2 separate regions of the Homo sapiens genome follow, and region 2 is linked to region 1. The links are chromatin loops, found by intact Hi-C in ENCODE. Cell type or tissue: PC-3. All regions are shown on one strand. Each heading gives the region's core, and the rest is flanking DNA. Links, peaks and the distances in the headings are about the cores only.

The links. Peaks named below come from ENCODE experiments on the same cell type or tissue, not always from the same donor. Only the 100,000 strongest peaks of a DNase experiment are listed, where the experiment ranks them.
Region 2: a loop joins it to region 1, with 3 times the contacts of the local background. A loop is called at or near these places in 4 of 110 quality-filtered maps.

Annotation. Positions count from the first base shown.
Region 1 is chr4:156,956,046-156,966,768 of GRCh38, forward strand. The region is part of intron 1 of PDGFC (platelet derived growth factor C); the gene reads right to left. Among named protein-coding and RNA genes, the nearest start is that of PDGFC, 10 kb to the right of the region's middle. In PC-3, for the core only: no CTCF peak of the experiment used is centred there; a DNase peak (open chromatin) is centred at 3,466; H3K4me3 peaks cover 1,153 bases; H3K27ac peaks cover 1,634 bases.
Region 2 is chr4:156,784,980-156,795,702 of GRCh38, forward strand. All of the region lies in intron 3 of PDGFC (platelet derived growth factor C), which reads right to left. Among named protein-coding and RNA genes, the nearest start is that of LINC02272, 150 kb to the left of the region's middle. RefSeq lists an enhancer at 9,913-10,082. In PC-3, for the core only: no CTCF peak of the experiment used is centred there; a DNase peak (open chromatin) is centred at 6,092; H3K27ac peaks cover 249 bases.

The DNA.
Region 1 (10,723 bases), core at 2,510-5,009:
AAACAACACTGATTATGAACATCAAGCACACAAAGGACATTTTGTTTACCTGTTTTCAGGATGTGACACAGTAATCACCACAACACGCACTTTTGTGTATTGGATTAAATTAATTTATTGTTTGAAAGAGTTGGCAGAGCAATACATGGAGTTAGGAAAGTACAGATCTCTGGGGTGAGCAGAGGTCAGTTTTGTGTAATTTTTGTATTAGAAGACTGGGGTGACAGCACAGTAGCCATGGAGAACAACAATGTAGACTTTCCTTACTCAAAGTTTGGTCCTCAGTCCGATGGCATTAGCATCACCTGTGAGGTGGTTAAAATGCAAACTTTTAGGTCCCACTCAAGACCTACTAAAATAGAATCTGAATTTTAATAAGGTGATTTGTATGTATATTACAGTTTATGAAGCACCAATCCAAGCTTGACTAGAGTAGACACAACCAGAACTCTATTATAAGAAGATTATCTGACATTAACCTCCTGCAAATGATCGATTGTGGGTGACACGGCATTGGAAAAGCCTGAGTCATAGAAGGAAGAATAAGAACACTTTGCCACAGTTTAGGTCATAGGTAACCAGCACCTGGTTTGGGATGACAGTGAGAATGAGGAAATTTAAAAATGTAAAGATAATTATTTTACCTAAAAATAGCAATGTTAATATGTACTTATTAGCTTGACAATAATTCCATGCTTACTTAACATACTATATTATATATTTTGAAATATTGTGAAGGAATAATATTTAAGCAGGACAAAATCTATTAGTTTTAAGTTGCTTTCTCAGACTTGGAGTGCTAAGAGCAGCCCAGATTATGAGACATAGTAAGTCCTCTAAATATACACGTTAATTGGATGTTCCAATGGAACTGAGGTTTCCACAAGATAGGTACCAGGACATCAAAGTGGCAATAAGACAGATTTTCAAGAAAAATGGCGAGAAGCTGTTCTGTGAATGCTGAATCCCTCGCTTGGTCAAAAATTATCTCAAGGATCACTTCCTCCAAAACTTAGTACCTACTTCCCTACCAAATAAGCTCAGTTCTTATTGTGATTATTTGGTATGCGGCTTAATGCTCTACAGTTATTTCACCTGTGTTCCAATATCAACGGTAGGAGAACTTTCTAAAAATAGAAGGCTTATCTCTTGCTACACATTTAATCTTTTCCTCTCCTCTGGCTCTCCCCCAAACCTCCAAAACAAGCAAAGAAACAAAACATGTTTCCTTCCATCCTGGAACCACTATCTCCTTCTCTCTTAAAAACGTGATGTCTCACTTCCTCACTTTACTCCATGTCCATTCTTCTACACCACTTATTACACTGAAGATTTTTTCTTTGTGTCAACCTGGAAAAATCATAGGCTACTCATTGGTCTTCATTTTTTTCAGTCTCTGCTGTATTTTATCATCTGGGCCAATTTCTGTGATTTTTCTCTCTCTCCTTCCTTGGCATCCTTCACTCCCCACCTTGTGATAGCACTGACTTTTTTTCCTTCATGGCTTCCTCTTCAGGGGATTTCTTCCTGTGAGATTTCCTTTTCCTTCTGACTTTATTCTTCACTGTTCAGCAACCTTCATTCTGTTTCTGTCTTGTATGTGCCATCAGGAATCAGATTTAATTCATAATTTGGCTGCCTGCATAGCTGGGATGGGCGGGTGGATAAAGGAGCTCACAATAAAGCATGAAGAATCACTCTTCTATTTACTCAAGCCCAAGTCATACATCAATGTTCCTCCCTTTGTGCCTCCCATTTCCAATGACCTTCCCACTGAACCTGCTTCTGAGGTCTGCCTCAAAACAAACTGCATTTTAGACTGCATGAATTTCCCACACTTCCTTACTGCGCATATCTACTCACCAGGTTTCCAGCTGCCAAAATCCTATCCCACCTTTGATTCTGCACGTGCAAATGATGCTCATCTTTCCTGGCCCCTTTGTTCAAAAAATATATATCTCCCCTAACAACTTTTCTCAGCCTTTTCTAATGGCTCAACTAAATAATCTTGCCTTTCTCTGAATTCCCACCAAACATGATACTATCGCTTTTTATTCTCTAATATACCTAACTGCATGTCTTCTCTCTCCCTTTGGCTATAAACTACTTGAAGGCAGAGACTAAGCCTAATTTCTCTTTGCATTTTCCACAATGCCTCAGCTTCAGACAGGTACCTAAGGCATAGAAGTGTGAGTTGTTTTCAAGATCACAGAAAATCCAGTTTAAATGCAGGTCTTAGGTTTATTCACAGACTTAAGGCCATCAAGTTACTCATTTAAAAAAAAAAAAAGGAACTAGCAAGTCACACATTACACAGAAACTATAATATCCACCATTGTCTGTTGTTTTTTAAGACTGTGAAGCTGAAGCAGTTATTTCTGCTGCCAAACTTCCAGCAGTAACACTTAAAAGTTGCCAGTGTGGTATGATGCCATCAGTTTTCAAAACTTAGAAAGGCTCATTGATTTTTACTAAGGATTTCTTACACAATCACTTCCTTTAAGGCCAAATGAGCCAACCATGTTTGACAGAAGTTACAGAATGAATAAATGTTATGGTATCAACATAAAAATTATTTCGTTTCCTGTGCTTACTTCAATTTCCAAGTTTATTTCTAGCTCCCATTGCCACTAGTCATCACCATTAATGCGCAGCACAACATATTTTTATACATCCACCCACCCAACTCCCCTTTACTGAACCATTTTGGCACAATCATCATACCCAATTTCAGAGAAGGTAAATTAATATCCTAATGCAATAAAGTGGCTCTGCTAAAAGCAAGATAACTTGGATAGGACTTATTGCCCACTTCTCAAGTAAGACAAATGAATCTCACACTAGGGTGGTTATAATAGCAGTTTTATTACAAGACTGGCAGAGTGACAGTAACTATAAATCCTAACTGTTGTTAGATTTTTTACTTTACATAGTTGTAGTTATGAGTCTACTCTTGTAAGCCAGAACAATTATTTTACAATTAGTTTAGACATGTCTGAGCCCAGAAGGAAAATTTCTATTTCAATCATCTTATTTTCCTTGAAAAGAACCTAATGATACCAGAAATCAGATCAATTCAATCTTCATACCTGAGTTTCTAGCCATTTTTCAAAGTTGAAAAGCTTTATAAATGCAATTGCCCAGAATTTTAGGTATGCTTTCCAAGTGCAATACAAAATAGCAATAATGGATTTCCACGCACTAAACGAAAACAAACAAATAAACAAAAAATAAGCTTGCAACCTCATTCTCAAGGTAGAACATGGTCACCATCCTATAAAACATAATACACACCCCTAAATTTGGACTGCAAATCTATCACTTAAACATCTAGTAAATGACCCAATTTGTTTACATGGCCCTGTAGCTTTTTATGGCCTTTCCATAAAGAAGTTATTACATCCATTCCCTTTATTTTGTTTAAGAGTGTTTGAATGAGCCCCAGAACCACAGGCTAGTTAAACAAGCCTTCCTTAGATGGACGTGGTCTCATATAATTCACCACTACCGGGGAAATTTTCAGAACAATGTTTGTAGTTTTGAAACACCACACATTCCTACATACCAAAAGTATTTCCAGTGCTTTATGCAGTTTTAAATGTTCGGCAGATACATTAAATAAGTCCTATTTTTCCATTTTTCCAAGTAAACTTGTGGCATTTACACTTCTTCCAGAAGATTTGCACCTCTGAGTTTTTGCTACGGTAGGTTGGCCACTTAGAAATGACTGCAAACAAAGATTGCAAGGGAAATGTAAAATCCAGACACCCTAATTGATTTCCTAGGATGTAAATGTTAGTTCTAAAAGGAAACCATTTTAAAGCTGTTAGTTTAATGGGGTGCCCAACCGATGCCTATTCAAAGTTATCAGTACAGATTAAAGATAAATTTTTCACCGTGAAGCAAAAACTTCTTTAAAATAAGAATAGAGATGACTTAATCACTAATTTTTTCTTCGTTATCATGGCTTAAAACCTCAAGACTGCTAATATTCTCAAGAAAACACAGATTAAAAACCACTTTTTAAAGGGTTAGTATTTATCAATTAGGTATCTCGACTCAGCATCTCTCAGTAGCCTAGCCAGATTGTGACCTGGGAAATTGCCTGCTATTTTCAGATTGCTGCTTTTGAAATAGACAGTTTTGACCATAGTGACTAACACAATGCAAAGATACAGTTGAAGCCATTTGATATATATATAACTGTTATATATATATATATATATATAAAACTATAAATTTGGAATATCTCTACAACTATGCATTTTGTTACTGACTTTACTTTTATTTCTAAACAAAAGTACATTATTTCTGGAGCTCTACATGAAAATGTATTGCCTCTACAATACAAGAGACTAGACCTCATGGCATACTAGTGTTCTTATAACTTTAGATGCAGACATATATACACACACACGTGTGTGTGTGTATATCTATATATGTGTGTGTTCTTTTTCATTTATAGCTCCAGAAATAGTGAACTTTTGTTTAGAAATAAAAGTAAAGTCAATAATAAAATGCATAGTTGTAGAGATGTCACTGCCTATTGAAAACAAAGAATCCCCTGATGCCTTTTATTATCTACAAAATTAACGCATTTCCAGCAGAGATCTGTCTCTAGGACACCCCATCTCAGGCTATGGATGTACAGATCTATATTTTTCATACCAGCATTATCCAACTTTTTCCCTTGTTTTTAGTGTATTCACAAAACCACCAACTACTATAAGAAATTCATCTAAATTTTATCCATCCTTTTAATGGGTAATCCAAAGGCAAATCACACTCTAGTAAGAGAGAGTCTTTAGCATGCTTCCATAGAGCAATCTGAAAACACTAATCATTACTGTGTTTTTCCTATGTTCTTTACAATTTGCACCCTGCCTGACATAAGATCTCAGGTTTAAAGTACAGTAAATTAGAAACGAACACTGCAGGTTTCCCCCTTTTCCCAGACCCAGCAAGAAATTTCCAGTAGGAGAAATGAATACTTCTGTCTTCTAATTTGTTCACATCTTATATTTTAAGCAAATGTTTCTTCTTAGCACACTGATTTTAAATATCATCTGCTACCAAAGCAAAATAAATTATAAAGCTTTAATGACTCTCAATTTGCATTTCTAATCACCCTAGACTATGAATATATATGGCATTATGGGAAACAAGCTGTGATTTATTCCCCAGCAGAAAAAAAGATAAATAATTATGACTACTTAAAAGACAGATGTCCTTATAAATACGCAGCAAAATAACTGCCAGAAACAACAGGAGATAAGTACCACGTAAATTCAACTTCTGTTGTTAATGGTTTCTGATCTCTGTAGTGACTCAAAGGGCAGGTGCAACGGCCAACTGGGCATATTTAAGCACAGAAGTATATTTCTATCATGCAAACATTGAAATGCTTAAAATAGTATCCACTCATGAACAAGGATTTCCTAGAATGCAAATAGCAGAGCTTCAAAAAATGGCATGGCATCAAGATAGTACATCCACCAAAAGAATTCAGTCATTTCAAATCCTTAAATACCACAAAATCTTTCCAGCATTTATATACACGGGACCCGAATGAATGTCAGTGGAAAAATGATGCAGATACTCAATGAAGTGTAACCTCATAGCAATTAATTTTCCACAAACTTGAGATCTTAAAAGTGTTATAACTGTTTTCTTTGCCTGTGATGTAACAGCTTCATTACTTTAATTCAGTGTCCTGGAAGCTGCCTCCCTTTTATCCCAATTGCGGATCCTTCACCCAGCCTCATTCTGCACGCCATCCGTTTTGTGAATGAAGTGTGAAAATAGCTCTTTGTTTACATAAAGAAGGCAATATAGAGTAGTGTGGACACAGGCTCAGCTCAGGAGAGTGGAACTGAGGCTGCGCAGCCTGCCCTTCTAACCTGTTCACAACTTCCAAACATGCCTGATGACTGAAAAACATTCCAGCAACAAGTAGTTATCTGCACACACCAAAGCAGAAATCTGTCACTGCCTGCCTGCTGAGAAAGGAACTGAATAGAAAGGGTTTTGATGGAATCTTAGACATGAAGACTTTTCTTTTTGTTCTGTTTGTTAACTGTCAACCCTGCAGGAAGTACACACAGCATCAGGGCCTTTGAATGCATAGGTCTAGGACATCTTTCCACTTTTTCTAGCCTCTCCTCACTCTCAACATTCTCGATGCTTCTTGTCTCTCGCCCATGATATATGCCTCTTCATGCCTCTATTCTTTTCTTCAGGCTGTTCCCTCAGCCTAGGATCCTTCCCTCTTTTTCTCCCTCTCAGACCCGCTTCAAAACACATCACCTCCTCTGTGGGAACTTTTCTCCTTCAACTTCCCTTCCAGACAAAACCAACCACTTAGTAAATCAATAGAGGATTTTTGAAGTGAAATAAAGCACTGTGTTCCCATAGCACTTTGAGCACAAAACTAATAGACCATGAAGTAAAAGGAAGGATCTGCCATCCTCTGACCGAGTTTCTCAAAGGCAGGTCTGCATCTTCTTCTCTGCATATGCGGCACCTAGGGCAAAGCTTAGCAAAGAGCAGATGCTCATACATATTTGCTGAATGAAAACAATGTTCTAATAAAACATTAGACCATTTAACTTATGAAGGAAGAGGCACGTGGCTCTGAGTCCTGGCTTGGAGTCAGACCAAGGTCCAAACATCTACCAGCTGTGGGACCTTAGCTAAGCTACTTAGCCAGTGAAGCCCTGGTGTTTTTCCTAATACCTCACGGAGAGTTTATACACTGCATACTATCTGCAAACATTGAGGACACATGTGGCACCTAAGAGTCACTCCTGGAGAGTCATTATTAAGCAATGCAAAACTAGAAGCTTACTCAGAGCCCTTTAGACCCATCCAACTACCCTCTAAAATGCATCTAAATCCTGCTGCTCCCAGGTCCTTCCTGGCAGATCATGCTGGTTTATCAGCACATAGTGTATATAGTAGAAATGTAAATCCACATCCTTGCACTTACCATTAAAATGCCTTGTTCTGTTTGAGAATGTTGATTTCCTTTAAGGAATCAGACCTCTACTTTGCCTCTGCCCCACAAACCCCAGCAACAACCCAATACATACCTCAGTGGACTAAGAAACAACCCAACTACTAGTCTAAAGAAAAAAAGCCGGCTGGGCACAGTGGCTCACCTCTGTAATCCCAGCACATTGGGAGGCCGAGGTGGAAGGATCACTTGAGCCTAGGAGTTCAAGACCAGCCTGGGCAACATAGTAAGACCCCCATCTCTAAAAATAAATACAAATATTAGCAGGGAGTGGTGGCACACACCTGTAATCCCAGCTACTTGGAAGGCTGAAAAGGGAACATCACCTGAGCCTGGGGAAGTTAAGGCTGCAGTGAGCTGTGATCATACCACTGCACTCCAGCCTGGGTGACAGTGAAACCATGTCTCAAAAATAAAACAAAACAAAACAAATACAAAAGGGAAAAAGCTAAGTACAAAAAAAAAATCACAGTCTGAAAATAAAAGAGGAATTAAGTGGAATAGCAAGAGAGCAAATTTAGTGAAGCCAGCCTGGCAAAGATAGTCTGGTGTGGAAACAGGGCAAATAACCGTCCAGGGAGGAGCCTACTCAGTCACTAGGGGATGATAAAAAGTGGCTTGAAGGTGGCACATGAATTCTAACGAGAAATCTGATGACAAATAAAATTAACAAAACTAAATTTAAAATGCATTCCCATGAGGTAAAAGGCAAAATTAGCGAATGCTACCAAAAGTATCACTTATAACAACTTGGCTTTAATTATAAACGTAGTTATTATAGTTCCCCTTTATAATTTTTAGCTCCCTTTGTTTTCAGATTTGGGAACTTTGCAAACCAAAGTTTAAAAAGGTAAATTAATAATATTTTAGGCAAGCCATTCAAGTTTATAGCTATGAATTTATTTTCTGACGGTCTTGACCAAAAAAAAAAAAAAAAACTTGAACTTCTGAATAGAATATCCCATAGAATATAGTGTAAATAAAAGTTAAGGTCACTCACTGAATATATTTCAAAAATAATAGGTTATACTTTCTAGCGTTCACTAAACATGCTTATTTATTCATTTTTATGGTACTTTTATCATTGAGATGTACTGTTAAATGAAATGTTAAAATTATTACCAGAAAGTTTCCTTGTGGAACCAAGCATGCCAATGTCAGCCATATTATTCATCACCATCACTGAATAAGCCAAAATATTAAAATAAACATCCTTCATCTATATACTTGCTTAAAGTACAGTTCTAACATAATGGTAACCATTATAAAGGTAGTATTTCCAGTTATTTGCCAATTTGTCAGATGCCTACAGAAACAGAAGTTATCACTATATATATATATAGTGATATATATATAACAGTATATATATAGTGATACTATATATACTGTATATATAGTACATATATATACAGTATATATATAGTGATATATATATACCATTCCATTTGACTAATGTGATTATTATGAGATTGTTTCCCTTACTGTTCCCGTAAATATTTCCGAAGCAACAGATTCTTACCTCATCTCCCAATCTGAAAACCATGCAATCCACTAACATAATAAAGAAATGCTTTTATAAAAAGTATGTGAATTTTGAAACCAGGATTCCATTTTCCTAATTGGTTCTCACATAAGGAAAAATGTATCACCACATTAGCAGTTTAATAGTGGCTGTCTAGTGGCCTTGACAAAGTCAAGTCAACTTCTGCTCTCTAGGCCTCAATCTGCACATCAGTGAGGATAAGTTCCTGGGGTCTTTCCAACTCTAACATTCCTCATACCACACATGTTGCTGAGTTCTAGCCTGTGCAAGTTATCCTTGAGCCACAGGTAAAATATAGAAAGTACACAGATTTTGGAGGCTTGTCATCTATGCAACATTTTCAAGAGTCCTTGGTCTGCATCACATGACAGTCCCCATCTTCAGAAAATGTAAGGCTATGCACAGCAATGACACTTAAAAGAGTAACCAGTTCTAGGAAACCTATCCATTTGCCTGGTACCTGCTCACTTGGTAACATAATCTTTATCAAGAGTAAAACGTGGTACTCTGATTGGCACAACCATCACTACCAATACATGAACAAGCTATCTTCCTATTTAAGAAGTCAAGTAGTGTGCAAGCTCCAAGACCAAAAAGATATCTTAAAAGATGGCCTGTTGTTAGAGTTAACAGCATAGTCTTTCTTTAATAAGATACTAACTACCTCCAGAACCTTTCAACAGATACTCATCGGGCACACTCTGCCATACCTGTCTCAGGTGCTGGAGTTCCTACAGGAAGCGATTCAAACAAGGTCCACGCTCTCAACAACTTAGATTTTATGGTGGGGGTGAGGGATGTTGGTAGATAATAAATTAATTAATTAATAAACAAGAATATCAAGGAGTATTAAGTACTACATAATTAATTAATTAACCTTGACAAGACAGTGAGGGGTGGTTAATTTAGACTTAGTGGTCAGAAAAAAGACCTCTCTGAGGAAGTGAATCATTTAATCTAGATGAAGGGAAGGTGTTATCCATGCAAGAGCAGCTGGTTAGTGTTAGCCAGAGAGGCAGGGGCAAATGACTGGAAGTTGCAATTGTATGCTGAGTGTGCCATGTCCACCATCTCATCACTCCCCCAGCCATAACCCTTGAGGAGCTAAAGCCAAAAGAGCTGCAGGAAGGGAGCTTGAAAGAAGCCATACCCCTTCTTACTCCAGGTCCTTCAAGTCATGGGTCAGGCCTGAGCTGCCAAGCAGAGAGGAAAAAAGATAGAAATTTTAACCCCAATATGAACTAAAATTGTCCACAGCTAAAAGTGTCAAAATGCTTAACAATCAGTACGGCAGGAACACTGATCGATCAGGACAGAGGCCAGCAGGGTTGCAGAAGTATCTCAGAGGCCTTAAGCAGTACCAGGCATTGGAATTTCTGCTTCATCACGTGTTGGTCCATTTGTCTTAGAGGAGTTGCACTAGTCTCTTCCCAACTCATTGGAAATATTTCAACATTTCAACATTTTGGTAATCAGTATGGAACTAACACTGGTGCATACTAAATGATTATCAAATATTAGATGTCTCCTTAGGAGATTTAAAAAATGGGAGATTTGAAAAATAAAATCATAGTTGGAGGCAGTGGTGGTGAAAAATAATACAACATACAGATTGTTTACAACTGATCTTACCCAAAAGATCAAGAAGCAACAGAGATTGCTTAATAAATGAGTTATATAGAGATTACATAGAGTTACACAGAGTTATATATTCTGATTACGTATAATGCTTCCAAATTAGAAACATGAAAATCAGAGTAAGTAAATGAAGGGACTTTATGACTTCTACCATTTTGGTTGATACAAACAGAAACCTACGGGGAAAATATCATCAGTCTTGGAAACTTTTTTTTTTTACTATGAAATTTATGAATGTCTTAATTTGTTATTACTTATTCAACATATCACTTTATCATTAGAATTTTGTTTCCACAAAGGGTGCAAAAGTTTATAGATAAAACTTAGAACCTTATCAGTCTAAAGCTTGAAAAAAACATGAAGTGGAAGCTAATATACAGAAGATATTTAAGAAATAAGTTTCAGGAAGGGTGAAATACAAGTAGACAAAGCTAAGGCTTCCGTGCCTGAGACAGAACTAGAGGTCGTAGAAGAGATGGCAGCACTGAGGGAAGTTTAATGTCCAATCCCATCCTCTATTTACAACT
Region 2 (10,723 bases), core at 4,917-7,416, 170 kb before region 1:
AATTGGAAGGCTGTTAAATAAATGATTACACTTTATGTATGTACAGTGGTCCATTTTATTCTCAATAATTTTTAGTGTACATGAGAACAATGTAGAAACTTTGATCCCTAACAGCTCAGGGATATGATTGCCACTGTGATATAAACTATAAAGCAAACAGGATGATTCACATTCTGCATAGGCAGAGACTAAGGACACCCAGGCTAAGATCTTACTGTTCTGAATTTTTTTTTGAGACGGAGTCTCACTCTGTCATTCAGGCTGGTGTGTGGAGTACAGTGGCGCAATCTTGGCTCACTGCAACCTCTGCCTCCAGGGTTCAAGGGATTCTTCTGCCTCAGGCTGCCAAGTAGCTGTGATTACAGGGGTCCGCCACCACACCTGGCTAATTTTTGCACTTTGTATTTTGTATTTTTTAAAGATGGGGTTTCACCATGTTGGCCAGGCTAGTCTCGAGCTCCTGACCTCAGGTGATCTGCCAGCCTCAGCCTCCCAAAGTGCTGGGATTACGGATGTGAGCCACTGTGCCCGGCCCTAAGTTTAATAAACTTCTAAAAGTAGATCCATCAGTTCTCAATCTGATATGCAAGGAATCTACTGGGTGCACAACAGTCTGGAAAGGGAGCAGCCAGCATCAGATAAAGGGGTGACTGAACAGCATTGTCAGTACAGGTGAGAGATGACCGACTCTTCAAAGTGTAACATTCATGCAGTTACAAAAGGTAAAATTCTATCAACTAGGATCAACTTACGGGACTATTAAAATAATGCACATTTTTTTCCATGTAGAATCTAATGTCTACATTGGGCAGGGCTAGAATACTCAGGAGGTGCAAAGTCACAGTGAGATTTAATAAAGTTCTAGGTCAGTTGATCAATATCTTCCCACAAAGTTCAAGGTCAATTGAAAAAATATCTTCCTACATTCTTTTCTTTGCCTTGTTCTTTACCCTGCCCCTCTATTCTGTATCGCTTTGCCCTAAGTGTACAATGCTCTGAAATCATCTTTATTTCCCTAAAACTTTCATTGCTTCAGCTGATTTCAGATACGGTACTGTGAAACTAATCACCATTACCCTAATCAACATAATATGATCATTCATAACCACACTAATAGGCTCTTGATTATCTATCTTGTCACCATTTATGTAATATATATTCATTTGCAATAAATACATACTGAGCAACTAATACGAGCCAGACACTCTTCTAGGTGCTGAGGATCAAGCAGTGAACAAAAGAAGTAAATATCTCTGCCTTTATGTAATACATATTCTATTGGAGAAAAACAGACCATGCACAACATAAATAATGCACATACAATGTTAGATGGTAAAGTGTATTGCAGGAAAAAAGTAAAAGCAGGAAGAAGTAAAAAGTAAAGCAGGAAGAAGACAAGAATGACAGGCAAGGCCTCTGTGAGAAGCTGACGTGCAAGCAAAACCTTAAGGAGTTGACGCTTGAAGTCGTGGGGCTATGTGAGGAAGATTATCCCATGAATATGGAATATCAGGGCAAATAATCTGTTTGGAAGTATGTTAGGTAAATTCAACTCAAGGAATGACAAGGAGGGGACGCTGTGGCTGGACCAAAGGTTGGAGATAATAGGACTACAAGGGGACACTGTAGGTCACGGTGAGGATTAGCAATTTACTCTGGGTGACTGGGGAGTAGAGCTGCCAGATAAAACAGAGGATGCCCAGTTACATTTGAATTTCAGATAAACAATAAATAATCTTTTAGTATAAGTATGGCCCCAAAATTATAAAATCATTCATTGTTTAGCTGAAATTCACATATAAAACTAGGCAATCCTGTGTTTTCATTTGTTCACTTTGGCAACTGTAGTTGGGAGCTATTGGAGAGTTTCAAGGAAATGAGTTATATCATCTGCCTTATGTTTAAAAGGATCACACTCACTGCTGTGCTGAAAATAGAATGCAGGAAGGCAATGGTAGCAACAGGGAGGCCACTTAGAAGTAGTTTCAATAATCCAAATGGAAAGATTGAGAGGTGTGTGGGTATTCAAGAGAAGATTCTAGGTTACATGGGCTAGATACATAAATTTGAGATCCAGAGGTTTATGGATATTACTAAAAGTCATGAGACTGGACAAGATTGTCAAATGAATGTTATTAGGAAGAGGTGCCATGGTTATAAAGTGATCTCTATTAAAAAGGGGACTGAATCTAGAAACATTGTCATAATTCCAGTTGAGAGAGAGAGAAGGAGGAACCAGTGAAGAGGACTGAGGAGTGGCCAGAGAGATAGGTGGAAAACAGGGAGAGAGTGCTGATCTGGATACCAGTGTCAAAGTGTTCAGTGAAAAGAAGTGAATAATCAGTTGTGTCAACCACTGATGATAGGTCTGATAAGAGGAGGATTGAGGATTTTCCACTGAATTTAGCAATACGTCATCATGGAGTACCAAGTGCGATTCTGACAAATGATGAGGCAAAAAATATGATGAGCATGAGTTTAGAAGAGAATAAAAAGAGGGCAGTGAATGCAACATAACTGTCGTGAGCAGTTGCTGAGAAGAGAGGAGACAACATGCGTGGTAGCTGGATGACGATGTGGGATCAGGAGAAGCACATATTCCTTTAAAGATGGGAGAAGTAATAGCCTTATTGATGTGCTGAGGGTAATGAACCAATAGAATGGCCAATGGAAAAAAGAAGAAGGAGGAGGAGAGAGAGAGAAGAGTGCAGGAGGCACACTTGAGTGGTCAAGAGATGAATGAGATGGAGTAAGGAAGACAAACAATGTTCGCCTAGGGTCACTGGGAGGAAAGTCAGTTGCTGAGGGCCAGTGAGACATGCAGGTAAGTAGCGTGAGGAAAGTGTTCAGAAGTCCTTTTCTGATTGCTTGTAATCTCCTTGTGACAGAGAAAAAAAATTACCATCTAAGAGTGAGGATGGGAGAAATAATGCCAGAGGCTTGAGGAGAGGGAAAATGTAAGGTAACAGTCTAGGAGAGGAGTAGAGAAGATAGACAAAGAAGATGCCGAATGTCTGGACAGTAGCACTACAGAACATATGACTCTAAAACAGGTCTAGAGAATGACAACAGCATTTCATTCATGGACAACATTCATGGTGTGGGGGCATAATTCTGTGGCTGAGTATTTCCAGAGCGTTCTTAAATCAAGTGTGCTGGCCAATAATCTCGGACAAGGAGTCTCACCGATAAGAAGTCAAACTAAGCAAATGCTGCAGTGATAGGAGAAAAAAAAACACACACAGAACACATTGAGAGCAAAGAAAGACAAATACACAGGAAAGCTGAAGGAAGAATGCCTAGGTGTCCACAGAGAATCTCCAGAACCCCGAAAAGCTACCAAGATCAACGGCAACTTTTGTTACTAAGGCCCTTTAAGAACTTGGCTAAGAGAGATTAAATTCATGAGTCGGTATTTTAGAAATTTTTGAAGACAAGTTGATAAAAGTTTATAATAATTAAAAAGTTAAATTTCAGTATCAGAAACTTAGCAGGGCCAAAAATCCTTACTTGAACTGAGCAATTGGCTGTCTTCACAATGAATTCAATGCTGCTTCTTATTCAATGTGGAAAACTGGTGAAATTCAAATCCGAATTTTAATCATCTTCTAACCAATTAGCCTCAAAGAAAGGGTATTTGGTTCAAAGTATTAGCTTCAAGGGACTTGAAACATTCAGTGTAAGCAGTAGAGTTTCTGAGAAATCAGTTTTAAAGAGGACTATTTAAGTTGGTTAATATGAATGCTCATGCAACAAATACAATGCCGTTTTTAAAACCATTTTTCAGAAATGGTTACTTTAAAAGAATTTATCTTGCTAAATGTCTTCCTTATTCACTGATGCAGAAATATTTTCTGACTTCTGATTATTTTGTGCAAAATATTATGAAAATAATTATATACAAGTACTAGGAAAACTGGTTTTATATGCACTGATCAACTGTGGTTTCAGCTTGTGCTACTGCTATTCATAATTTAGGAAGTGGTTAGTTTGTTCTTGGGTTTTGAGTATAGAATTATATAATTGTTGACACAAGGGTAACCTCTTCCTCTGATATTTAGATCCTGGTATAATCCTGTATCTACTGGACAAAGCAGTTTCTAAGTGAACACTGGAAATACTTTTGTTTTATTGAATCCACTGCTACAATCTGAAAACATTTATTTTCTGTGCTAGCCAGAATGAATGAAGTTGGTAAGATGTGAGGTTTTCCCTCTAATCAAATACGGAGTGCAGACAGAAAAACTTATGATTCTTAAACAGCTGCCTAGAAAAAATACATTTTTCTGGTTTGACAAAATAGTAACATAGAAAATAAAGAGTTAGGCCTATAATTCTTCACTTGAAAACTCTTTGCCTCTGAGAAGGCACATGATGTACAAATTTGTTTATGAAAATACATAAAATTTTACTTAAGATGATAGACTCAGCTAAACAAAAAATAAGCTGTGTGTACGGGGGCATTCAAAGACTGGGTGTAACTACAAAATATTTTATAAATACCAGCCAGAAGTCTATGAACTTTTCTCAAGATCTGCACGTGTGCACACACATGCACACACACACCAACTAGCACTCATCATCTAGCTGCTTTTATTGAAAATCAGGTCACTTGAGAAGTGGCTGACAAAATCGAGAAACTAAAGAAGCTGAGGATATATAATCTGAAGAAGTAAAGACTTTATGAGACATCACTAAAAATTAGAAAGAATACTGGCCGGGTGCAGTGGCTCACACCTGCAATCCCAGCACTTCGGGAGGCCGAGGCAGGCGGATCATGAGGTCAGGAGATCGAGACCATCCTGGCTAACACGGTGAAACCACATCTCTAATAAAAATACAAAAAAGTTAGCCAGGCATGGTGACGGGTGCCTGTAGTTCCAGATACTCAGGAGGCTGAGGCAGGAGAATGGCGTGAACCCGGGAGGCGGAGCTTGCAGTGAGCCGAGATCATGCCACGGTACTCCAGCCTGGATGACAGAGTGAGTCTCCATCTCAAAAAAAAAAAAAAAAAAAAAAGAAAGAATACTTTGAGGAAACATAGTATCATGGCAAGAACATGGAATTTTAAATCAGAAGACCTGGGCACAGGCCCTGGATTCACCATTTATCATTTTATGAGTGTGATCACTGGCCAATTATTTATTTTCTCTGTATTTTAGTGTATGTATCTGTAAGACAGATAATAACACATAAGCTATCTAATTTAATGGGTTGTTTTGCAGCTCAAATAAAATAATGCACATAATTGTATCTTAAAACATAATAAGCATGCATTATTAGCAATGGTGAAGGTCATAAAATTATTGCAAGTAGCTTCAAAGGAAAGATAAGGACCTGTGAGAGGAAGTTGAAAGAAGAAAGATTTTTGTTTAATACAGGAAAGAACTTTCTGAAAACAATATTAGTTAAAAATGGAATGGACTTAAGAGCTAAGAGACAATGAATTCTTATATTTTATGCCATGGTCACAAAGTCATTTTGTTTGGGAGGAAAGGAGATTGTGAATCAGATGGAAGATAAGCAAAAACAATTTAAAGGTTTCTCCAAATGTTGAAACTTTATGAATTTGGATAGAATAAACATGTTTAAATATTAACAACACAAGACAATCTTCCCCCTAAATTGATCATCAGCAAACAATGTATGTCTATTGCAAATTCTATCCATCCCAATTTTTCTCAACAAAAATATTAACCTCAAGATGTGAACTCCAAAACTTATACCAATTATTTATTGAGATTTTTTCATCCTAATTATTCACTAAACATGTTTGTGCATGTGAAATATTCTGTAACATGAAAGGCACAATACAAATTAGGTACAGCTATTGTGATGCCATACTGAGAACGGGGCAAGCCAATAAATTAAGTTCCTCTGGCACAGGGTAGGAACTTGGATGTTTTTTATTACTCCACATGATCTGAATCTTTTTTCCTGCCTGGCTTTTGCATTTTACATCCTACATTGGCATCAATTTCACATCTTGAAGGTGCCAATGATTCCTCAGGCAAACCACCAGGGATTTTTCCTAGGATCAACATTCATATGGAGCTTAGGGCTGCGGCTCTCTGGCTTTGGGCTTCAGGAATTTGGTTTACCACAATACAATGCAAAGCCTGGCATTTTCCCAGCCAGTACTACTTAATGACCTTGTGCTGCTTGCTGTCACAGGAACATTTGTCTCTGCCACCAGAACACCAAGGAAAGATGGATCTATCATCCATTCATTCACTTAAAATTTTAAGAGTGCTTACTATGTCCTAGGTACCCCACTATAAAGTGAAAATACAAAGGTTAAGACAGGCTCTGATCTCAAGACATTTGGATGAATTGCCATCATTCCTGTAAAAGAGTACAATTATTATTGTTGATATCCAGCTTATCGTGTATTTATTACTAACGTGGAAACTCAGAAATGATTATGTTGAGTCTGACATGCTTTAAAATATCCAAGCTCAGAGAACCTCAAAAATAAATTTTCTTTTAATCAAGCATATAGTAACAACAGCTTTAGGACAGTTTAAAAAAAAAAAGAGGAAATAATGTAAAGAATGCACTGAAATGACCTAATAAAGAAGAATTATTTAAGATAAAGCTTGAATTTCAAAGAACTGATTCACACATTAACTGGGGGAATATCTGCTAAATACAAAGCAGTGCAAACATAGATTTTACATATTTAAATTTTAAAACAAAATTATATGTATTTATTTTGTTTCCTACATGTTAACTATTTAGCTTTAATTATTTAGCATCCCACGTACCACACTGAAATTTCCCTAAGAGTAATAAAATACATTAGTTGTGGTAACCTTACAAAGATGCATTACAAAGACAAATCTTAAAACATATTAAAAACATGTCTTCACTGAGTAATACATATGAGTGTGGTAACAGCAATGTTAACACCTTGCCTAGGATTGGCCTGAAAACCTAATCTCCATTTGGCCATGAACTTTCAAATATATTTCGGGAAAGCCTGGAAACTTTGATATATCTAATGAAATCCTCCCGTTTATTATTCAAAGAGATCAACAGGGATATTTAAAAAGCAATTTCACCATGGTTAACATCTGTAAAAAATTTCTGTCAATCCCAAGGTCCAAGGAAAACGCCTAGGATCTTTGTCTGCTTAAAACAAATGTGACCAGTGAACTGAAATTCTTAATGTTCTAAATTCAAAAGTAGCACACTGAATCTGGTGGGTGAGTGGTTAGGAAAGTGATTAAATAAATACTAATATCTATATAATATACAATTTGGATAAAAGTGTAAAAAATACAGGTTCCACTGGAGGTACAATCCAAATATATGAAGGAAAAGACAACTGTCAATATAATTTATTCATAATATGAATTAAACAAGTAGTGTATTGGTGGGACACTTGAGCCAATTTGGAATTGAGTTAGAATGTAAAAGTCACATTCCACAAAAAATCACAGAGCACATTTTTAAAAACAAAAACAAACGTGTCAAGATCAGAAAACAGAAAAGCAGGGAAACAGGTGTGCATACATGAGCAGATAAATATTTTGAAACTCCAGCATCTCACAAGCAAAATGTTTCAATTGAATGACAAGTTATTTCTACCAAAAATACACTATCTTCAGGCAGAAATGCCATTATCTTCAGGCAGAAATGCCATTAATACACAAAGCAAATACCACTAAAGGCCAATTCCACGTAGTGTGCATAGTTCAGGAAGTCTACAGACCTATCTAAACAATGAATAACTGTGGTTTCCAAAACCTTTAATCTGCATTTCCAATTATAATGCAGAGAACAAATTTCACACACCTGCATTTTATAAGCACTACAATGAGACAGCCATCCATAAGTCATCACTCTTGCCTCTTCTTTTGTTTCCCTGAAAACTTAAAGATTTCCAGAGGGTATGAAGGAAACCCTCACCTTCACCTCCGCATATTGCCATTGGCACCAAACAGTTACAGGGGACAGATGGACTCTGGAGTGTTGAATCAGAAACTACTAATTGAACCTGAAATTCCTGTACTAGAGATTGATGAGTTCTTCAAATAAGGGGGAAGCAAACTCAACCACAGGGCATAACTTCAACAAGCTGTCTATTTTAATATCATAGAATACAAGTAGACATTCAATAAATAGTTCCTATCTTCATTAAACAGTAAAATTCTGAAAAGCTATCATCAAGCACAAATTCTTAAAAGGAGTCAAATGTTGATAGAAGACTTTAAAATCTAGATTTTCTAAAGTCCATTTTAGATGTAGCAGGTTATAATGGAAACTATTTTTAATATCAATTTTGGGGACTATAAGAATTAATCTTTACATATTTTAGTGTTATTATACAATCTTTTCCCAGAAAGGGACGTAAAATGACCAAAGAGCATACTCTTTCATGTACAAATGATACATCTTTTATAATCTAAGACTTTTCAAACTCACGTTGTGACATGTTTAGTGGAGTTGTGAAATCAATTTAGTGCATTGTGACCAGCATTCTTGAGAAAAAAAAACAATTTCATATAGTAAGGTTAAGTACTATTTTATAATACATATGAATTATGTGCATATATATATATATATATATATATATATAAAACACTTTAAAATGTTATATGTGTGTGTATACATGATCACACTTTAAAATTTGTCCTTATAGTGGGGTCTTGGGCAAAAAAATTTTTTAAATACCAATCAGGGGGGCAGTGGCCTGGAATCAGAACATGTCAATAAACCTGACCTTAAAACAAAGGTAACACATACTTGTTGACTACCACATGCTAAACACTGGGCTAAGCATTTCATAGTAATCCTCATGATAATATATGGCAGAAATTTTTGTCATTCACATTTTTGGATTAAAAAAAAAAACTGCCCAGGTTTATATAGGTAGATTCATGGTAGGATGGGAATTCAAGCCAAATGTGAAGCACTCAAGGTTATAAGAACACAACACCCTTGCAGTGAGATTCAGTAAAGGATCTTGGTTAAGGTCAGTAACTGAGGAGCTACTAATACCTTAGTAGCATCCAAGGTCTTAGAAGAGTAAGTACTACTGTTAACATGGATGATATAATTTGTATCATAAAACATTGTCCTATTCCAGCACCTTTGACTGCGCACTATGTGTGGATTATGGCAGCTTGTAAGGAAAATAAACCTGAGATAACTTTAAACCGTGTTTCTTCAGCTTGATCTTTTCATAGCCCTGGCGTTGCTGACACACTGGGAAAGCTGAAGCAGCTTAGCTGCTTACAGCTTACACATTCAACCATCTTTCTCCTTAAATCAGGACATGCTCTATATTGGAAGAGCATGGTATATATTAGAAAATAGAATGTGTGATTTTAACTAAGGAGTTGTTTTAACTTACAGAAGAATTTAAAAACAAAAAAGTTTGCCTCTTTCCTAAAGAAGCATTAGAGTAGGGAAATCTGGACAAAATTTTGAAATATTAGCTTTCAAAGTAACACAAACCAAGAAGTAGCTTAAGATAGGGAAGCATTTAAGAAGAGAAAGAAAAATAAGAATGAAAGAGAAGAAGGAAGAAAAAAGAAGGGAGGGAGGAAGGAAGACAGGAAGAAAAGGAAACTCTGCTTTTCCTTTACTTTGGTGAGTAATATTTTTTACAAGACCTTTTGCTTTTTATTAATAAGATAAAAATATCTATTTATATACCTTCATCTGGAATTCTATTAAAGGGTATCATTCTAGTAGAACACTCACTCCTTCAAACTCAAAGAAGCCTGCAACTACATAGAAAAATAGCTTGAAAACTAGTGAAGCTAATTATAGAAAAAAATCATGGAAGAGAACAAAAATATATTAAATATCAACATTTTGTCAAGCATATTACTAGCTACTTGGATATATATATACCAAGACACGTTACCAATCACCTCTCTATTGACCGCATGCATTTAATTTACGATTTTCCAATGACATATCATGCAGTATCAAGATGGAAACAGAACAAAGGACAAAGGACAGCAGCTATTGCCATCGCTGACCTGGTTTAACCACTTCTCCTATGCATGTGAAGCATACTGACTGTTGACACTGACAACTCACTGAACACTACTGCTTACTGGCATCCTTTCTGTTTCCAGCAGTTAAATCTTACACTTACCAAGAGACACTTGTATTTGTTCCCAAAAGTATTTATATCACTAGCACCTGTTGTTTTAATTACTAAGTTATTCAAATATTATGTAACCCAATTAAATATGAGTTATTGCTTCTTTGAAAATTTAGACGAATGCCTTGGAAGGACTCCATATAAAATGAGTTACTATAAAAAACTGCTGTTAAGTCAGGTATGAGAGAGATAACTGTGAAATACAGGAAGGAAAGCCTCATAAAATCATGGAGGATTTCTGAGCTTAGATTGCATTAAAAGGTATCTTTAAGTTTTCAATTTAACTCAAAGAAAACCAAACTGAAAGTCATAATTGAGGCATTGTGGCTATAATTTTTGGAAGAAATACAACACAACTCCAGTTGGCAAATCCCTGTTTAAAAAAAAAGTACAGGCCCTAAATGATGAGTGGTAAAATTAAAATTAAATGTTTACCAATATGTACATAATTTTTATGATTCTCCACCTGAACTACTCAAGTTAACTAATGGTCCAGCTACAAACCCCAAATATGTTCATGAGCAGACTTCCAATGAATTCTAAAATTAAGAAATACTTTGAAAATATCATGTGTTAATGTGGACTGCTTTGAAAACA